2 separate regions of the Homo sapiens genome follow, and region 2 is linked to region 1. Evidence: chromatin loops called from intact Hi-C (ENCODE). Cell type or tissue: A673. All regions are shown on one strand. Each heading gives the region's core, and the rest is flanking DNA. Links, peaks and the distances in the headings are about the cores only.

Evidence for each region. Hi-C counts contacts between places; a loop is a spot of excess contacts. Peaks named below come from ENCODE experiments on the same cell type or tissue, not always from the same donor. Only the 100,000 strongest peaks of a DNase experiment are listed, where the experiment ranks them.
Region 2: a loop joins it to region 1, with 2.4 times the contacts of the local background. A loop is called at or near these places in 13 of 110 quality-filtered maps.

Annotation. Positions count from the first base shown.
Region 1 is chr10:70,149,139-70,157,138 of GRCh38, forward strand. SAR1A (secretion associated Ras related GTPase 1A) reads right to left here. Exons shown (of 7, transcript NM_020150.5): 6 at 4,700-4,831; 7 at 1-3,454. The coding sequence ends at 3,338. Among named protein-coding and RNA genes, the nearest start is that of TYSND1, 6.4 kb to the left of the region's middle. RefSeq lists an enhancer at 7,136-7,636. In A673, for the core only: no CTCF peak of the experiment used is centred there; no DNase peak of the experiment used is centred there; H3K27ac peaks cover 991 bases.
Region 2 is chr10:70,207,121-70,217,175 of GRCh38, forward strand. PPA1 (inorganic pyrophosphatase 1) reads right to left here. Exons shown (of 11, transcript NM_021129.4): 5 at 7,380-7,466; 6 at 6,343-6,469; 7 at 2,438-2,565; 8 at 2,085-2,170. Among named protein-coding and RNA genes, the nearest start is that of PPA1, 21 kb to the right of the region's middle. In A673, for the core only: no CTCF peak of the experiment used is centred there; no DNase peak of the experiment used is centred there; H3K27ac peaks cover 2,586 bases.

The sequences.
Region 1 (8,000 bases), core at 1-8,000:
ATCTCGGCTCACTGCAACCTCCGCTTCCCCGATTCAAGCGATTCTCCTGCTTCAGCCTCCTGAGTAGCTGGGATTAAAGGTGCGTCCCACCGTGCCTGGCTAATTTTTGTATTTTTAGTAGAGACGGAGCTCTGCCATGTTGGTCAGGCTGGCCTTGAACTCCTGACCTCATGACCCGCCCGCCTTGGCCTCCCAAAGCGCTAGGATTACAGACGTGAGCCACCGCGCCCGGCAATATCTCCAATACTTTAATACTTGGTTGAAAAGAACCCATTGCACTGTTTCCCACTGTTTGTCCCAGTACTTTAGTTTTATGATCTCATTTGGGTTTTTGTAAAAGCAGTCTTCCTACAAGCCTAGTAAAGGAAATTCTTTCTTTCTCATTTTGCCAAATGTAGCATTTAATTGATTTTTTTTTTTTTTTTTTTTTTGAGCTAGAGAGAGTCTTGCTCTGTCACCCAGGCAGGAGTACAGTGGCATGATCTCGGCTCACTTCAATCTCCACCTCCTAGTTCAAGCGATTCTCCGCCTCAGCCTCCAGAGTAGCTGGGAGCTACTCCATGTACCACAATGCCCAGCTAATTTTTTTGTATTTTAGTAGTGATGGGGTTTCACCCTGTTCCCCAGGCTGGTCTCAAACTCCTGAGCTCAGACAATCCACCCACCTCAGCCTCCCAAAGTGCTAGGATTACAGCGTGAGCCACCACACCTGGCCAATTCTAATTCTGTGTAAAATGAGTGAAACACAGCTAAACTAGAACTAGTCCTTGCTAGCATGTTAATATAGATTTTGCTCAAACATCTGCCATCCCCATCCTGTTGCAGAGATGACCAACAACCCTGGGTCCACAGCATGTTCCAAATCTCTCAAGTAGTACTAAATCTATTACTTCTAGTACCCCAGCCTTTTTCCCCCTCCTGGTGGCAAAATTCAAGTATCTCACACGCACCCTAAATGTCTCTTCCTCTATGCAGGGAACTTTTGGTTGCCTCCCCAAATAAACGGCATTGTTCAAACTCAGAGCTCAGAACAAACCAATGAAAAAAAAAAAAGGAAATAGCGTATTTGTTTTAACTTTTTATTAAAATGCTTAGGATACAGATTGACTTTCTTTCGTAAATGACTGTTTTACTTTTCCTGAAGTAGGACATATATGCACTCTGATAAAACAGAATGAGAAGTCATAATTCATGGGAATTCCTATACAAGGTGCTGATCCTGTGTTTGGAGCTGAGCTCCTCACAGCAGCTTCTTTCAGCTATCTTATAGGAATAGTGTTCCGTGGGGCAAGAAATACATTGGTTCTAACTGATTTTCAATCCCCTTTCTCCAGTGGAATAAACCACTTTCACAAAGAGCTGCCCTATGTATAACCCACAGATTTCTAGCTTGCAACAAAGTGACAAGGGACAAATAGGGGAAAAAAAAAATTAAGAAAACTAACACTGAAGTAATCATACTTCTCATGTCTCCGAACAGAGAAGTATGGGGGACCTTTAACCAAAGGAAATTAAAAATATGCAAGTTATATTACCTAGTTCATTCACTGTTAGCTAGATTTGTTCACTTAAGGCTTTAACCCCTTTCCAAACCAACAACTTTGTCTTAATCCAGCTATGTTTGCTAATAAACGAAATGCATGCACTTCCCACATATATACTTCACTGAGCCTCTGCATTCAGTACCTGGCAGTGAAAAAGTATGCTTTCCCCACAAGTCAGTACTGGAGAATAAGAATGAGAACTCCAACTAAAGAACAATGCCTCCCTCACCCCAGTAATGTTATCCACATTTTCCCTACCCTCACATTAGAATAAAGACATCCTCCCAACTTTTCATCTCCTATCTCCAATCTGTTCATAGGAGATATATCTTTTGATCTTTTATTATAAGGGTAGAATATAGATTAAGATCATCAAAATCCAATTTCACATGTGGCACTAGGAAAATGGAATGCTATAAAATTAATCCCCATCACCCAAGTAGGGATGCCGGTGCTTTTATACTGAGTCTTTACTGCCAATAAGTGATGCTGCCTCCAAAGGAACAGCTCTACAGAAAGTTTTTGGGTTAGTGTTTCCCTAGCTTATTTCTGCAATGGAGAAAGACAATTTCATACCAAAAAAAAAAAAAAAAAAAAAAAAACCTGGAAAAGCTACAGATGTTAACCTTTACTTTAAACACCAATAAAATAGGTGTCAAAGGAGAAAAAATGTAAAAAAAAGAGCTCCCAAACAGCCTGAGAGACCAAATTCTGCAAATGGAAATTTTAAAGCCCACTGAATACATTTTTCATGGATCCAAACAAATGCTACAATACTTTTAAGTCCTCAACTCACAGAATTAAGAGCCCTTAAGCTGTTAACTTTGTCCTGTCTTCCTATTCAGAAAAATGTCCCCCTAGAATCTGTGCAAAAGTAACTGATGCACCTGCAGTATGTGACACGAGAGATGTTCTCAACTCTTTTATGAGGTCAAAGTCACTTTTGATAACTGAAAACGAAAAAGGAAGGTGCTATAGAGAGAAATTAAATTTCACAAAAGTATAAAAGCAAAGACTGGCTAAAATCTGTAACTTCATGAGTAAGAATAACAACAATAACCCATTCTATAATTAACTCCTCCACAGTGAACAATCTGCTACACATTCCTTGATGAGGAATGAACCTAGCTTACCACAGTGGAAACCTGCCACAACTGCAAGGCCGGGGTTCTGCCCCTTTTCTAGTTCTCTGTGCACAAGGTTATGCCACCTACTCCAAGGCAGTCAGAGAGACAGGTGAGCTCAGGGGAGCTTCTCTCACCAACCTGCTAACTCAGCAGGAGTAAGTTTACCCAAATGAGCTCTGGCCTCCATATCTGTTCATAATTTTATGAAGTATCTAAATGTCATTCATTAGTTTAAAAAAAAAAAAGAATAGAAAACTCTGGACCAAGTAAATTGTGAACTCAAAAAGTTAGGAGGGATACCAATTACATTAACAACGCTTTCTTTAAAAAATAGAATCACTTTCTTTTGAATCAACCACAGTGGTGAGACGTGTTTTTCTTTTCAGGTGCCCCATGATGGCATACAGCTTTACCCGGCAAATCCTGCCAGCTTCCAAGTCCCAGGATACTGACCTGCACCAGCACGTGGGGCAGCATTACCTCCCAACAGTGTGGAGAAGAGCACATGTCACCACTGGGCAATGAGAGAGTTGACAGAGACTCTTGGCTTCTCAACGCCAGACATGGTTGGAGAGCTTTCCTTGTTCTATTAGAAAAGTTCATGAGGAAGCTGTGAATAGGATCAGTCCAGAGAAGTAAAACTCTTTTATTTTCACCGTCCAAACATCAGTCAATATACTGGGAGAGCCAGCGGAAACCCTCGCCGTAACCTTGCCTCTTGAGCACACTGCACATGAACACTTCCATGGGGCGAGCATTCAGCTCCTTCAGGGTCACATTCCCCTAAAGGAGGCAAAACCAAGAAAGGCCTGTTAGCATCTCTGTGGTGGAAAAGATTGAAAGGACGATCATTACAATCATTTTATCCATTCCTTAAAAGCAAACCTAAGTAGGTATTAATTACAGAAATGTGGTCAAGGCCATATAGATGACTTCCCCAGGCTTCGTGTTTTCAGGATAGAATAAGCAGCACAGTTCTATTCCCAGCCTTTCTCTCTCTGAAGAGCATTTGCTTTGAACACCCAATATTTATCTGTAAAGTTATGGCAGCAAACCAAGAAAAAAGCCACTGGGACTTATGGAACCAGCATGCCCTCTGATGCAGAAAAGAGGTCTGGGACTGTTTAAAAATAAGGACATTCTCATTAACAAAAGCATGCAGAAATAAACACTCATAACAGGTGGCACTGAAGAAATGAAGAATTCATGTGTATTTAATACTGATGCAAAAGAGGAGAAATTAAATGAAAGAAAGGAAGTATTTCTATAAAGAAACCGATAATCAAGAAGAGGTGAGACTAAGGAACCATGTAAAAAAGTCAGAAAGTTATCACAGAAAAGGAAGATATTTAAAAACTAAATATGCCAAAACCCCAAGCTAAAAAGAACAGTAAGATTCCTGCTTAACTTTATCTGATCTAGATTTTCTCTCTCTCAAGCCTGCTTTTCTACAAGAGTCCTCCTTCCAATTGAAGACAGTAAAAACTATTGATTTGGAAGACTCAAGTTCTTTTTCTGGTTTTATCACTGACTTGCTGTGTAGACCTGAACAAATCACTCTCTGTTTCTTCCTCTGCAAAATGCGGCCAACAGTCCTACCTCTCTCAGCAAGAAGCAATGAGGATAATCAAGTGCTTTGATTTCAATGCTTGGAAAGTGATTGAAATGATTATTTTTCTTCATAACCTGCAAACTCCAGTCCAAAAAAAAAATTATTTTCTGGCTAAAAAGGGCTATTTCAAAAGCAATTTCTCAGAATCAAATTTGAAAGATAATCATAAACTCTTAGAAGAGTAAATCTGCCTTTTCTACCATTTCCTTCTTCCTCAAATACCTGATGAATGAATCCCATTTAAAACGTTAAAAAGAACACACTCCTGCCTCTAGTGAGCTTACAAAATACTCACAGTAAAACTAATCCTAAGCCTGTTTAAGCCTTTAAAAGAAAAGGGTAATCTAGATAGCGAAACATCATGTTTTAAAAACTGTTAATGTCCTTTATATGTAACCCAAATATTTTTCTCTTACCTTTCCTGTGGTCTGTCCATAAAGCCCAAATATCTCACGGAGTTTTTCTTCACTGATTGCATCTGTTCTGTCAATTTTGTTACCCAAGATAAGGATTGGCACATTGGATATTGTTTCATCAGTCATTAAAGCCTAAAGATTGAAAAAAAAGAAAAAAAGAAAAAAAAGAATTAAGTGAGGAATCTACAAAAGCCCACCAGATAATGAAAATTCTGACTTCCACTAATCTTTTAAGGCATTAATGTAAAGTGAAAATCTGATCAACTTTATACCTGAGTGATTAAAGATTCACCTTGACATTACATAACACCCATGACATTAAGTAAAAATCTCCTAAGTGCCTCGAAACAGTTGCAACTTTATTCTATTTATTTACAAGGCAGCAGAACTGCCCCAATATTAACTTTTGAGCTAATCTGCTCAGCCACAAACTATCCTCAGGATGTCCCTCAGCAAAGTCCTATAAGAATGAATGCTCTGGCTACAGAGCCTCAAAGATGACTACAGGAATTCCCCAAGTATTCACCAAGTCCCATTGTGTGCGAAGAACTCTCTCAGGCATTGAGAGGAATAAAGTAGGAAGGGTAACTATCTCAGGCACTGAGGATACAAAAGGAAGCACATTCCTGTCCTCAAAAAAATCCTCACTCTATGTTCACATTATGTTTTTTTTCTTTTTTCTTAATCTCAGCTCACTGCAACCTGTGACTTCCAGGTTCAAGCGATTCTCCCACCTCAGCCTCCTGAGTAGCTGGGACTACAGGCATGTGCTACCACGCCTGGCTAATTTTTGTATTTTTTTAGTAGAGATGGAGTTTTACCATGTTGGCCAGGCTGGTCTCAAACTCCTGCCCCTCAAGTAATCTGCCAACCTCAGCATCCCAAAATGCTGGAATTACAGGCATGAGCCACCACGCCCAGCCACATTTATGTTAACAAAGCCAAGTAAGAACACAATATAGTGGATAAGTGTCACAATGAATGGGAACTGAATATTAACATTAAGACAAGTTCAGGGAAATAAAATGGCAATTTTGGGCTTGAGCAAAGTCTTAGAAAAGATCTGGAACCTAAACAGGGCTCTAAAGGAAGGGCAGGGTTTGGATAGGTGTAAAGGAGAAGTAAGAACATAAACAACGGCTTTGCATTAGGACAATAATTCAGGAAGCCACACAGTACTGCATGGCTGGATTCAAGCATTTAGATAGACATGCAGCGACAAAGTAAATGGATGAGAAGAGATGACTCACATTAGGGGCCAGTGTGAGAAGTGAGCTGCAATATATCCTAAAAGACCACAAATCCAGAAGTTAGTGAATAAAATCTTATTTTTCAGTATAATGAATTCACAAATAGTATCTATCTGTGGTGTTCATGTAAGAGATCATGATCTAGCTTAAGGTAGAGCATTCAATGAATACTGCAGGAGGCATTTTGAAGAAAGAATTGAAGAGACCAATGTCTAAATGATTAAAAAAAAAATTTAAAAAAGACAAATGAGTCAAAACTGCCACTGATTTCAAGCCTGGGAATCTAGTTGTCACCAATAGGAAAGCTAGCGGGGAAAGCAGAGTTAAAGAGATAAAGAGGAATGTACTTTGACCATCTGGAATTCCAGGAAATGTTACACAAAATTAGAATAAGAATGTCCTTCATTCATTAAGCAACAACAAAGTACCTAATGTGTCTAATGCTTTGCTAGGTGCAGGGGTTTTGCAAAGAAATAAGACACAGTCCCTATCATGTTAGTTCATAGTCTGATGAGAGAGAACTATAAAAAAATCAATAAAGACAACAGACATTGGTAAGGTGGGAGTCTAACACAGTCTCAGAGGTCAAGGGAGGCTTACCAGAAGCAGTCATATCTGAACTCTGAGGTCTCTTATAGAACATTTTAAAATTTGCCGACAAAGCGAGGGGTTGAGGAGAGGTACAGGTGAAAAAGCCAGGCAGTAGCTACTTGTGCATATTCAAGGATGGCTAAGTTGTTTGTTTGGAATATAGTTCAAGGTAGGCAGTAAAAAGAAACAGAGGGAGGATCATGAATGATCCTATGTGCTATGCAAAAGATTTATAGATTTTATCCTGAAAATGATAGAGAACTATCAAAGGATATTAAGTAGGGCAATTAAGTCTGAGAAAGTTCCTTCTAGCATTATGGTGCATATCAGGGTCATGGTAGGATTTATATTAATTCACAGATTTGTGGACTGCATGTCCAGGTAGGTGGTGGGTGGGAAAGACAAATAGTTCCATTCTAGGAAAACAGAATCAGTAGTAGGAGTTGTCGAGAGTAGGCAGGATTAGGTATGAGATTAGAGCTCAGGAGAGGTCTAGAGGAGAGAAATGCATTTGAGAGTCACTGACATGTAGGTGCCAAATGAAGGGAGTAGATGGGACCAGCCTAGGAGAAAGTACTCTGGAGAACACCAACATTTAAGGACTAACCAGAAGAACTAGTGCTTCTCAAAGAGACAGAAGTATCAGCCAGAGAGGTAGCTCCAAAATCAAGAGTGAAAAGAGGAGTTTAAACAAAGAGAATGGAGACCATGCATGGTGGCTCATGCCTGTAATCCCAGCACCTCATGAGGCCGAGGCAGAGGATCACCTGAAGCCAGGAGACTGAGACAAGCCTGGGCAACATAATGAGACCCTGTCTCTACAAAAACACTTTTTTAAAAAAAATTAGCTGGGTGTGGTGGTGTATGCCTGTAGTCCTAGCTACTTGGGAGGCTGAGGCAGGAATATCGCTTGAGCCCAGAAGTCTGGAGGTTACAGTGAGCCGTGATTGCACCATTGGACTCCAGCCTGGGCCACAGAGGAAGATTCTGTTTAAAAAAAAAAAAAAAAAGCAAGGTAAAGACTGCGTGGCAGGCAATTCTACATGAGGCTGGAGCTATAGATGTGAGAAACATACTTAGAAATAAATTCAAGACAGGTTCAAGTTGCCAGAAACAAGAATGCAAGGAGTTATAAATCAAAGAGAAAGAAGAGATATAGGGTAAAGGAGTAGGGATAACAAAGCCAATAGTATAGAAACCATCAAGCCATGAGAAAATGCAATGTTGACAAAGGAGAAAACTTGAAGTGAGTCCTTAATAGTATCAAAGGATGTATGCAACCAAAACTGAAGACTGAGAACAGACCATGAAGGTCTGGCAAGTCATTCAGTGGGAGGGTGGGTAGGCACAAGCTGAGAATGCAGATTCAAAAATGTAAAGAACTCTAATATCGCTTTTAGGCTTTCACTATGCCAACACTACTTATAAAGAATTACTGTTCATGGGCCAGGCGCGGTGGC
Region 2 (10,055 bases), core at 834-8,833, 59 kb after region 1:
TTAAAAAGCTCATAGGTCTTGATAGAGAAATTCCACCTCTAAGAACCCAATCCAATACTGAAACGGTAATTTACAAAGGTGTTTACCATATACTATTTCACTATTAATAGTGGTGAAAAATTGGAAGTAACCAAAATGTCCAATAATAAGAAATGATTAAAAATAGTTTATCCTTCTTTGCAGGGATTTAAAAATAAAAAGGTTTATCCATAAAACATATTATACAGAGATGGAATATTATATTATTAAAATATGATATTTCTAGACTAGGCATGGTGGCTCGCATCTGTAGTCTAAGCACTTTTGGAGGCTGAGGTGTGAGAGGATCACTTAAAGCCAGGGGGTCAAGATCAGCCTGGACAACACAGCAAGACACTGTCTCTACAACAAATTTAAAAATCATCTGGGAGTGGTGATGCGTGCCTGTAGTACCCAGCTACTTGGCAGGCTGAGACAGAAGGATCACTTCTTTGAGGTTACAGTGAGCTATTATAGTAACACTGCACTTCAGCCTGGGCGAGAGACCCTGTCTCTAAAAAAAAAATTATATCTTTTATGACATGAGGAAATGCTTATTACATAGTGTTAAATTTTAAAAATCGTAAGACAAGTCGTGTATATAATACAATCCTAATATGTTTTTTGGGTTTTTTTAGCCCACTTTAGTCTAAAATATGGATCATGTTTTAAAAATACATTTTATTTTTGTTTATCCGTAGTTCAAGTTTTCCTATATATTAGTCATTATAGTACTAATATAATATGTGCCCAATTAGAAATATTCCATCAAGGCCGGGTGTGGTGGCTCACGCCTGTAATCCCACCACTTTGGGAGGCCGAGGCGGGCAGATCATGAGTCAGAGGTTCGAGACCAGCCTGGTTAACACGGCAAAACCCCGTCTCTACTAAAAATACAAAAATTAGCCGGGCGTGGTGGCATGCGCCTGTAATCCCAGCTACTCAGGAGGCTGAGGCAGGAGAATCTCTTGAATCCGGGAAGCGGAGGTTGCAATGAGCCGAGATCATGCCATTGCACTCCAGCCTGGGCAACAAGAGCAAGACTCTGTCTCAGAAAACAACAACAACAAAGAAATACACCATCAAAATGAAAAATGAATCATCTTTGCTGACCTGTTATTTAACATACATTAAGACCATTTTCATAGAAATCGTAAGATACGAAAAAATAGAGAAGTTAACTTAAAAGCCAAATCTTTTTCCTTTTTTTTTTCTTTTGAGACAGGGTCTTGCTCAGGTGCCCCAGTTGGAGTGCAGTGGGGCAATCACAGCTCACTGCAGCCTTGATCTCCAAGGCTCAAGTGATCTTCCCACCTCAGCCTTGCTACAGGCAAGCGCCACCATGCCTGGCTAATTTTTTTTTAATTTTTAGTAGAGATGAGGTCTCACTATGTTGCCCCCACCAGTCTCCAATTCCTGAGTTCAAGTGATCCTCCTGCCTCAGCCTCCTAAAGTGCTGGAATTACAGGAATGAGCCATATAGCACCCAGACAAATGCCAACTCTTAGGACTGTACATTTTTACACATATAACTCTTCTCCATTTTTCTTCTGTTTGTTGGAAGGACAATGTTTTCATTTTATAGGACATTATCCTGACACAGAATAGAAGATTTCTGGGAGAATTATTTTTGTACATTGGCTGTTTCTCGTACTCTTTTTTTTTTTTTTTTGAGACCGAGTCTCGCTCTGTCGCCCAGGCTGGAGTACAGTGGTACGATCACGGCTCACTGCAGCTTCAACCTCCCCAGGCTCAGGTGATCCTCCCAACTCAGCCTCCCAGGTAGCTAGGACTACAGGTATGTACCACCATGCCCAGCTAATTTTTGTACTTTTTGTAGAGACAGGGTTTTTCCATGTTGTCCAGGCTGGTCTTCAACTCCTGGGCTCAAGCAATCCATCCACCTTGGCTTCCCAAAGTGCTGGAATGACAGGTGTGAGCCACCGCACCCAGCCTTGTATCTCTTTTCTAAGTGAAAGTAACAGTACAGTGTCTTATGATTATTAAAACCTTTTCTGCAAGCTGGTCTGCTTTGTGTGTTAAACATGCAAAGTGTTTACACTTACCAACTGATTCCTTTTCCATTCGTTTTCTTAGTCACTAATGCTTTCCAATGGTCATGAGTGCTTTTAATAATATCAATGGCAAAGTCCTATAATTTGAAGAGGTTTGCATTACAATGATAAAAAGGTATTATTTTCCTATTATCAACATTTCCCCAAAGCCTGATACTTTGTCTCTTCTGAATCATTTCCTTATTCTAAAAATGGAAGAGAATATTAAAGTGAATAAATAAACACCAAGACTGTGTTATGTTTCCAGACTTCTGTTTTGTGAATCTTTAGATGGTAACAATATGGTTAAATTATGAGTCTCAATACAAATGAGCCTAAAGCTACAGTTCTGAATGACATATTACCTTATCTTTAAATTCTGCATTAAACGCAAACTCATTTTCTGGTTTTCCATCAGGAACCTTATACCTTCTAAACCAGTCCACAGTAGCTTCTAAGTAGCCAGGTTTCAGCCGTTTGACATCATTGATATCTAAGAAGAGAAGAAGCATAAGATGACAGTGAGAATGATTTTTTTAAAAAGAAAGAAGAGAATAAGCAGATTTCAAGATGCACAAATAATTATACACTCAACAAAAATTCCAAGTACTTATTTTGAAAGAGCTGTGGAATGACTTATCACGGAAGTTCAAGATAACATTGGAGCGAAGCCCCTTGTTGAGAAGAGAAGCCATACACATATACATTGAAAGAAAATCATCTAGTATCTCTGAATAGCTCTGACACTAAGTACAGAGAACAATCAGTACAATAGTAATCTCTGTTAGGTAAGGGCAAACAGCTGGTGGCTACATAATGAAACAACCAGTTTGGCAAATGTAGATAATTCCTATGAGAAGTGTACAAGATACTGAAAAAGACAGAGGTTATCTTTTTTTTTTTTTCAGAGACAAGGTCTCGCTCTGTCACCCACGCTGGAATGCAGTGGCCCGAACAAGGCTCACTGCAGCCTTGACCTCCACAGTTCAGCGATCCTCTCACCTCAGCCTCCTGAGTAGCTGGGACTATAAGCATGCACACGCCCAGCTAATTTTTAAATTTTTTGTAGAAATGGGGTCTCGTCATGTTGCCCAGGCTGGTCTCAAACTCCTGGGCTCAAGCAATCCTCCTGCCTTGGCTTCCCAAAGCACTGGGATTACAGGCTTGAGGTACTATCCCTGGTCCAGAGGCAGAGGCTATGTCAGAGGATCACAACACTATTACATACTAAAAGATAAGAAAAATAGATTAGATTGATATCCATTGATGGGTTACGTATTAAATGTGACTAGACTTTGCTGGATAGTACAGGCACTGTACATAACAATACTTTAGTTCTGGCTGACAGAAAAGTGCACTGCTTTAAAAATTTTAAGTTTCTGTATAGCCATCAACAATGGCTAGCCTCAATGTTATCAAACTGCACTTCAAATAACAAACTCCTGCTCAATGCAAGCAAACAGAGATACACATCCTAAAAAGTCAGTTAGGAAAAGTATTATGAGGAAGAGAAATACATTCAACAATAACAAAAGCTTATTTATATTTGTATAAGATAACATTGCTTCACTCCAATTTATTTTTTTTTTTTGAGAAGGAGTCTCGCTCTGTCTCCCAGGCTGGAGTGCAGTGGCGCAATCTCGGCTCACTGCAAGCTCTGCCTCCCGGGTTCACGCCATTCTCCTGCCTCAGCCTCCTGAGTAACTGGGACTACAGGTGCCCACCACCATGCCTGGCTAATTTTTTTGTATTTTTAGTAGAGATGGGGTTTCGTGTTAGCTAGGACGGTCTCGATCTCCTGACCTCATGATTCGCCTGCCTCGGCCTCCCAAAGTGCTGGGATTACAGGCGTGAGCCACCGCGCCCGGCCGCTTCAATCCAATTTATAATCTGCATAAAGAATAGCATGCATTCTATTATCATAATATCACTAAAAGTATGGAAACTTTACAGAATGCACTGGGAAATGTTTAAGCACTAGTAAATTTCAAAGAACTTATAATTTACATGAAATGTGTCACCTGATATAGAAATAATTTGGAAATCCAGAAATCCAACATGCAAATGTTGATGTTTTCCAATAACAGAAACTAATTCTCCAATTATTCAGACACCAACTGAGTGCTCAGTAATTCACTGTGATTCTGATACTATCTACCTGGAGTTAGCATCAGATCTCAAAGGTTAGGGGCTCAGTCTCACAAGACTGCCCCACTTCAGATGCCTCCTGTACTTTTGACTATCAGCTATAAATTAGGGGTTTCTACAATCCTCTCCCCAGGTCCCCTAATTTGCTAAAATGGTTCACAGAACTCAGGAAAACACTGAAGTTTAAATTTCGTTATATAAATACAACTCAGGGACAGCAAATGGAAGAGATGCACAGGGGCAAGCTATAGGATGGACAATAGACACTGCCTTAGGTTGACATTAGGGAAAGCTGCATACTACTTGCGCCATGGGACCAGCCACCCCGAGAAAGTTTTCAGGGTTCTAATAACCTGAACTGCAGGAAAATAAAGCCTTAGTAAATGAGTGCTGACAGAGTGATGGGCTTGGCTTCACTAATTGTGGCCACAGCATGCCAAGTTCTCTTGCATAAGAAGCACGTTGGAAATGCACACACGGACCAACAGAACAGAGCCGTACTACCAAGTAGTGAACAGATGGTGTGAATGCACTCTCACCTTTCAAAATTGAAACGAAACATTAAAGGATTGGCATTCTTCCAGTCCTTCTTCAATGAATTAACACAGATGCAAATATACATCACATCATTTTGAGGGAACATGCTCTCAAGGTGACTCTTATCACTGCTGACATTGACCTCCATCACCTGGCTGAGGCAGTGTTTGTCAAGTTTCTCTGCTCTAAAGTCATCCTCTCCTCTCCCTTACCCACACTGTACTCTTTGGAAGGAAGTCACCAGGCACAACTCACAATTAAGGACCTCCTTGAGAATGGAGTATCTGCATAAATTATTTGGAATTCTTCTGCTTTGAGATTTGTCTATTCTTCCTCATTTGTCTATTTATTCAATCATTTATTTGTCAGTATAGACTCATGGAGATTTATTTTATGTTCCAGGTTATATTACAATACTACTTTATTTTCTTGCTCAAAGTGTTCTAGCTTTGGCAACTCCTATGTATGTACCCAATAATAAAAACATAAGTCCACACAAAAACTTGTACAGGAATGTTCATGGCAGCATTACACAGCCAAAACAACCCAAATGTCCATCAACTGATGAATGGATAAACAAAATGTAGTATATCCACACAATGGAATAATATTCAACCATAAAAAGGAGTACTGACAGATGCCACAATATGCAATATGGATAAACCTAGAAAACATTATACTAAGTGAAAGAAACCAGAAACAGCAACAACAAAGATCCATATATTGTACCAGTCCATGTATATGAGATACCTAGAATAGGTAGAATAGGCAAAGCTATAAAGACAAAAAGCAGATTAGTGGCTGCCAGGGCCTGGAGAGGAGGAGGGAATAGGGAATGACTTGAACTAGTGGTGATGGCTGCACAACCTTGTGAATGAATGAAATGCCACTGAATTTCACACTTTAATTAAAATGGTGAATTTTATGTTATGTAAAATTTACCACCAAAAAAAAAAAAAAAGGGAATGAAGTGCTGATACATACTACAATACGGATGAATCCTGAAGACACTTACTTCGCTAAGTGAAATAAACCAGACACAGAGGCCACCTATATGATGCCATTTACATGAAATAACAGCATAGGCAAATCCATAGGCACAAAGTAGATCTGCAGTCATCAGGGACTGAGGGAAGGGGGACAGGGAGTGATTGCCCATGGATACAGGATTTCCTCTGGGCTGATGAAATGTTCTGCAATTAGAGAGTGGTGATGGTTGTACAACTTAGTGAATATACTAAAAACCACTGAATTGTACATTTTACAATGGTGACTCTTTGATATGTGAATATCTCAATTAAATGTTTTAAAATAAATAAACATACCAACTGAGTGCTGGTATGTGGGGAAGGAAAGGACCAAAAAAACAGTAAGAACCTACCAGATTTTTTCTTTCCTGGAATGAAGGAGAAAGTTTACTTAGTTAATTACAAGTGCAGTCATAGAAATAATGCTTGTCCAGTGCTTTGTTCCTCCATCCTTTAACAGTTTGAAGGTAAGGGCTTACAATTCTGTCATTATAGGTTAAGTATGGTGGTGCTTATGAATTAATTAGAAAGACTTCAGACTTTTCAAATTTTCTTACCATTATAATTGGCTGCATCAGGATCATCCACATTAATGGCAATGACTTTCCAGTCGGTTTCCCCTTCGTCAATCATAGCCAATATGCCTAGAACTTTCACGCCAATTATTTCACCTCTTGCACATACCTGAGAGTCAATAGCCAAAGTCAGGACAACATTACAGAACCACACTCTAGAAGACAGTTTTACTTGGCTAACAGGAAATAAGAAAGAGGCCAAGTTCTTGAGAATTTACCTGAAGATTGTTCCTTTAAGCAAATTTTAAAAACCTAAATGAGTAAATGTTTCATCAGTCCTATTAAAGTTGAAAACAGGACTTATAGGTCCTATTTTCTTCTAGGTCATAGGGAAACCAGTACATAGCTCAGGGTAATCAATGTTTTTTGCACTGTCATTGATTATACTGAAGAATAAGTCCTCCATAGTCTCAAATACGTATCTTAATATGCTTTACCTTTTATTTTATAAAAGTCATGAGTTAAGCAAGTCATACGATGACTCAAAAACTTTATGACTTAAAAAACAAAATGATAACTTTGTTTTTAGTTGTTTACTATTTCTCTGCACCTGAGAGAGACATAAAGAAATAACTATAATCAGAATCTTAGAACAACCCTACTTGATGGAGGAGTTACTACCATGGATCTCCAACTCATGAGGTTATTTGGTTCGGGTCAATTTACTGATCATTCTAAATTGTTAGGCAAGATTTGCCATGTTTTGAGAGGGAATTTCCCTCCTGGTACCTTTCACCTATTGACTAATTATCCATCTTCTAAAGCAATGCAGAACATGTCCAGTTCTTCTAGATATATGTTCAATCATACATACATAGACACATTTTTTTCCAGACTAGATTTAAATGTAAAAATTATAATATACAAATGCTTAAAATGCAAGAAGCCTTTAATACCAAAGAGACATCATTATTTCACTAATATTCATGCATTTTATTCACAGTATTTTTTAAAGTATGAAATTTGGTATACTTCATTAATATCTCAACACTAAAGAAAAAAATGTCACATTTCATTACCTTGCTTCCAATTTCACACACATCAATTGGGTCATTGTCACCACAACAGCCAGTATGTTTATCATTGTGCCCTGGGTCTTCCCAAGTCTAAAAATATAAGACAGTGTATATCATTCCTATACATACTGACAAAATGGATCATGTTGAGAATAACAGATAACATCCTATGACTCTTCAGCTACTTTTTTCTCATTGTTTTAGTTCTTTATTCGCATTTAAGAATCTTAACTACACACAAGAGTTTCAATTAAATGCTGTAGCTCCTACTACACATCTAATGCTAAACTAAATTTAAGCTTTAAAACAGATAATGATCCTATTTAAAACAAGCAAAAGCCAACTACTCAATAACTGAGACAATAGGGAAACACAAATATAGACCCAAACGTTTACTTTAAAGATGTGTGGTTTTAGGCTGGGTATGATGGCTCATGCCTGTAATTCCAGCACTTTGGGAGGCTGAGGAGAGTGGATCACCTGAGGTCAGGAGTTTGAGACCAGCCTAGCCAACATGGTGAAACACTGTATCTACTAAAAATACAAAAATGAGCCAGGCGTGGTGGTGCATGCCTGTAATCCCAGCTACTTGGGAGGCTGAGGCAGGAGAATCGCTTGAACCCAGGAAGCAGAGGTTGCAGTGAGCCTAGATCATGCCACTGCACTCCAGCCTGGGCAACAGAGCAAGGCTCAATCTCAAAAAAACAAAACAAAACAAACAAAAAAAGAAAACAAAACAAACAAAAATGTGTGGTTTTTTTCTTTTTCTTTTTTGTAGAGACAGGGTCTCACTATGTTGCCCAGGCTGGTCTCAAACTCCTGGGCTCAAGTGATCCTCCCACCTTGGCCTCCCAAAGTATGGGATTATAAGCATAAGCCACTGTACCTGGTCTTAGATTTTCTTTATAATAAATTCCCAAAACAGAAGTAGATAGGCAATAATAGTAAAATGGAAAGGTTGTTTTTCTTCTTCCTTTTTTTTCTTTTTTTCTTTTTTTGCGACAGAGTCTTGCTCTGTCGCCCAGACTGGATGGAGTGCAGTGGCGCAATCTTGGCTCACTGCAACCTCTGCCTCCCATGTTCAAGCAATTCTCCTGTCTCAGCCTCCTGAGTTGCTGGGATTACAGGTGTATGCCACCATGCCTAGCTAATTTTTGTATTTTTAGTAGAGATGGGGTTTCACCATGTTGGCCAGACTGGTCTCGAACTCCTGACCTCAGGTGATCCTCCCACCTTGCCCTCCCAAAGTGCTGGGATTACAGGCATGAGCCACCACACCCAGCCAAAAGGTTATGTTCTGATGTTAAAAGTATCATCACTGACCAGGAGCCCGGACTGAAAAGTTTAATCAGAATTTTCTGGAGCTTTACATGACTGGTTTTCTTTCCTTCCTAAATTGTAAGCCAGAGTCCTTGCAGAACATCTCACAAAAGAACTGAAAGCCTGTGCTAGCCAGGATGTTAGGTTTAAAATGTAGCTGTTGCATTGGTTCTTTTTTCCTCCAACTAGAACACGTTACTCAGATTTGTTTGTCTACTCAGCTGGAGTAAAGGCAAAAAGATAAATGAGAAGGGGGATAAAGGAAGACCACATCTAACAAATCCAACATTAAGAAAGCAAAATCCAACCCACAGAAGAGTAAGTATTTCAGCAATGTTCTCCTACAAGGATGATATATCAAGGCTAAATACTATTAATAAATCAATTGAGGCCGGGCGTGGTGGCTCATGCCTGTAATCCCAGCACTTTGCAAGGCCGAGGCAGGCAGATCACAAGGTCAGGAGTTTGAGACCAGCCTGGCCAATACAGTGAAACCCTGTCTCTAATAAAAATACAAAAAATTAGCTGGGCGTGGTGGTAGGCGCCTGTAATCCCAGCTACACAAGAGGCTGAGACAAGAGAATCACTCGAACCTGAGAGGCAGAAGATGCAGTGAGCCAAGACTGCGCCACCGCACTCCAGCCCGGGCGACAGTGCAAGACTCCGTCTCAAAAAAAAAAAAAAAATTTCAATTAAAGTATAAGGTGAAACACTGTAATTAAGACAAACAAATGACTTTGTGCTTACCTAACAAGCTAGATGGGTCAGACCTATGTTCTACTATCTTATGGGTTGTTTCATAGTACGTTCCATTTAACAGACTTCATTGTTAATAAAAACAAACCATTTATCAACAGCAAAAAAATTAAACTGAATATTTAGTTAGTGTCTCAGCATTAAATTTTAAGTGCCACAGCACTGGCCTAGCCAAAATAGAATTAAATAGATGTCATTTACTCATTATAGATAAGATCCTAGTGATTCTTCAAATATCAAATAAGAACCTACTACATACTGACATTGTGCTGGGAATAAATTGGTAAACAACCCTTCTCAAAAGGTTGACTATTAGGCCAGACATGGTGGCTCACACCTGTAATCCCAGCACTTTGGGAGGCCAAGGCAGGCGGATCACAGGTCAGGAGATCGAGACCATCTGGCTAACACAGTGAACCCCGTCTCCACTAAACTGCAAAAAATTAGGTGGTGGACACCTGTAGTCCCAGCTACTTGGGAGGCTGAGGCAGGAGAATGGCGTGAACCTGGGAGACGGAGCTTTTGCAGTGAGCCGAGATCACGCCACTGCACTCCAGCCCGGGTGACAAAGCAAGACTCCATCTCAAAAAAAAATTTTTTTAA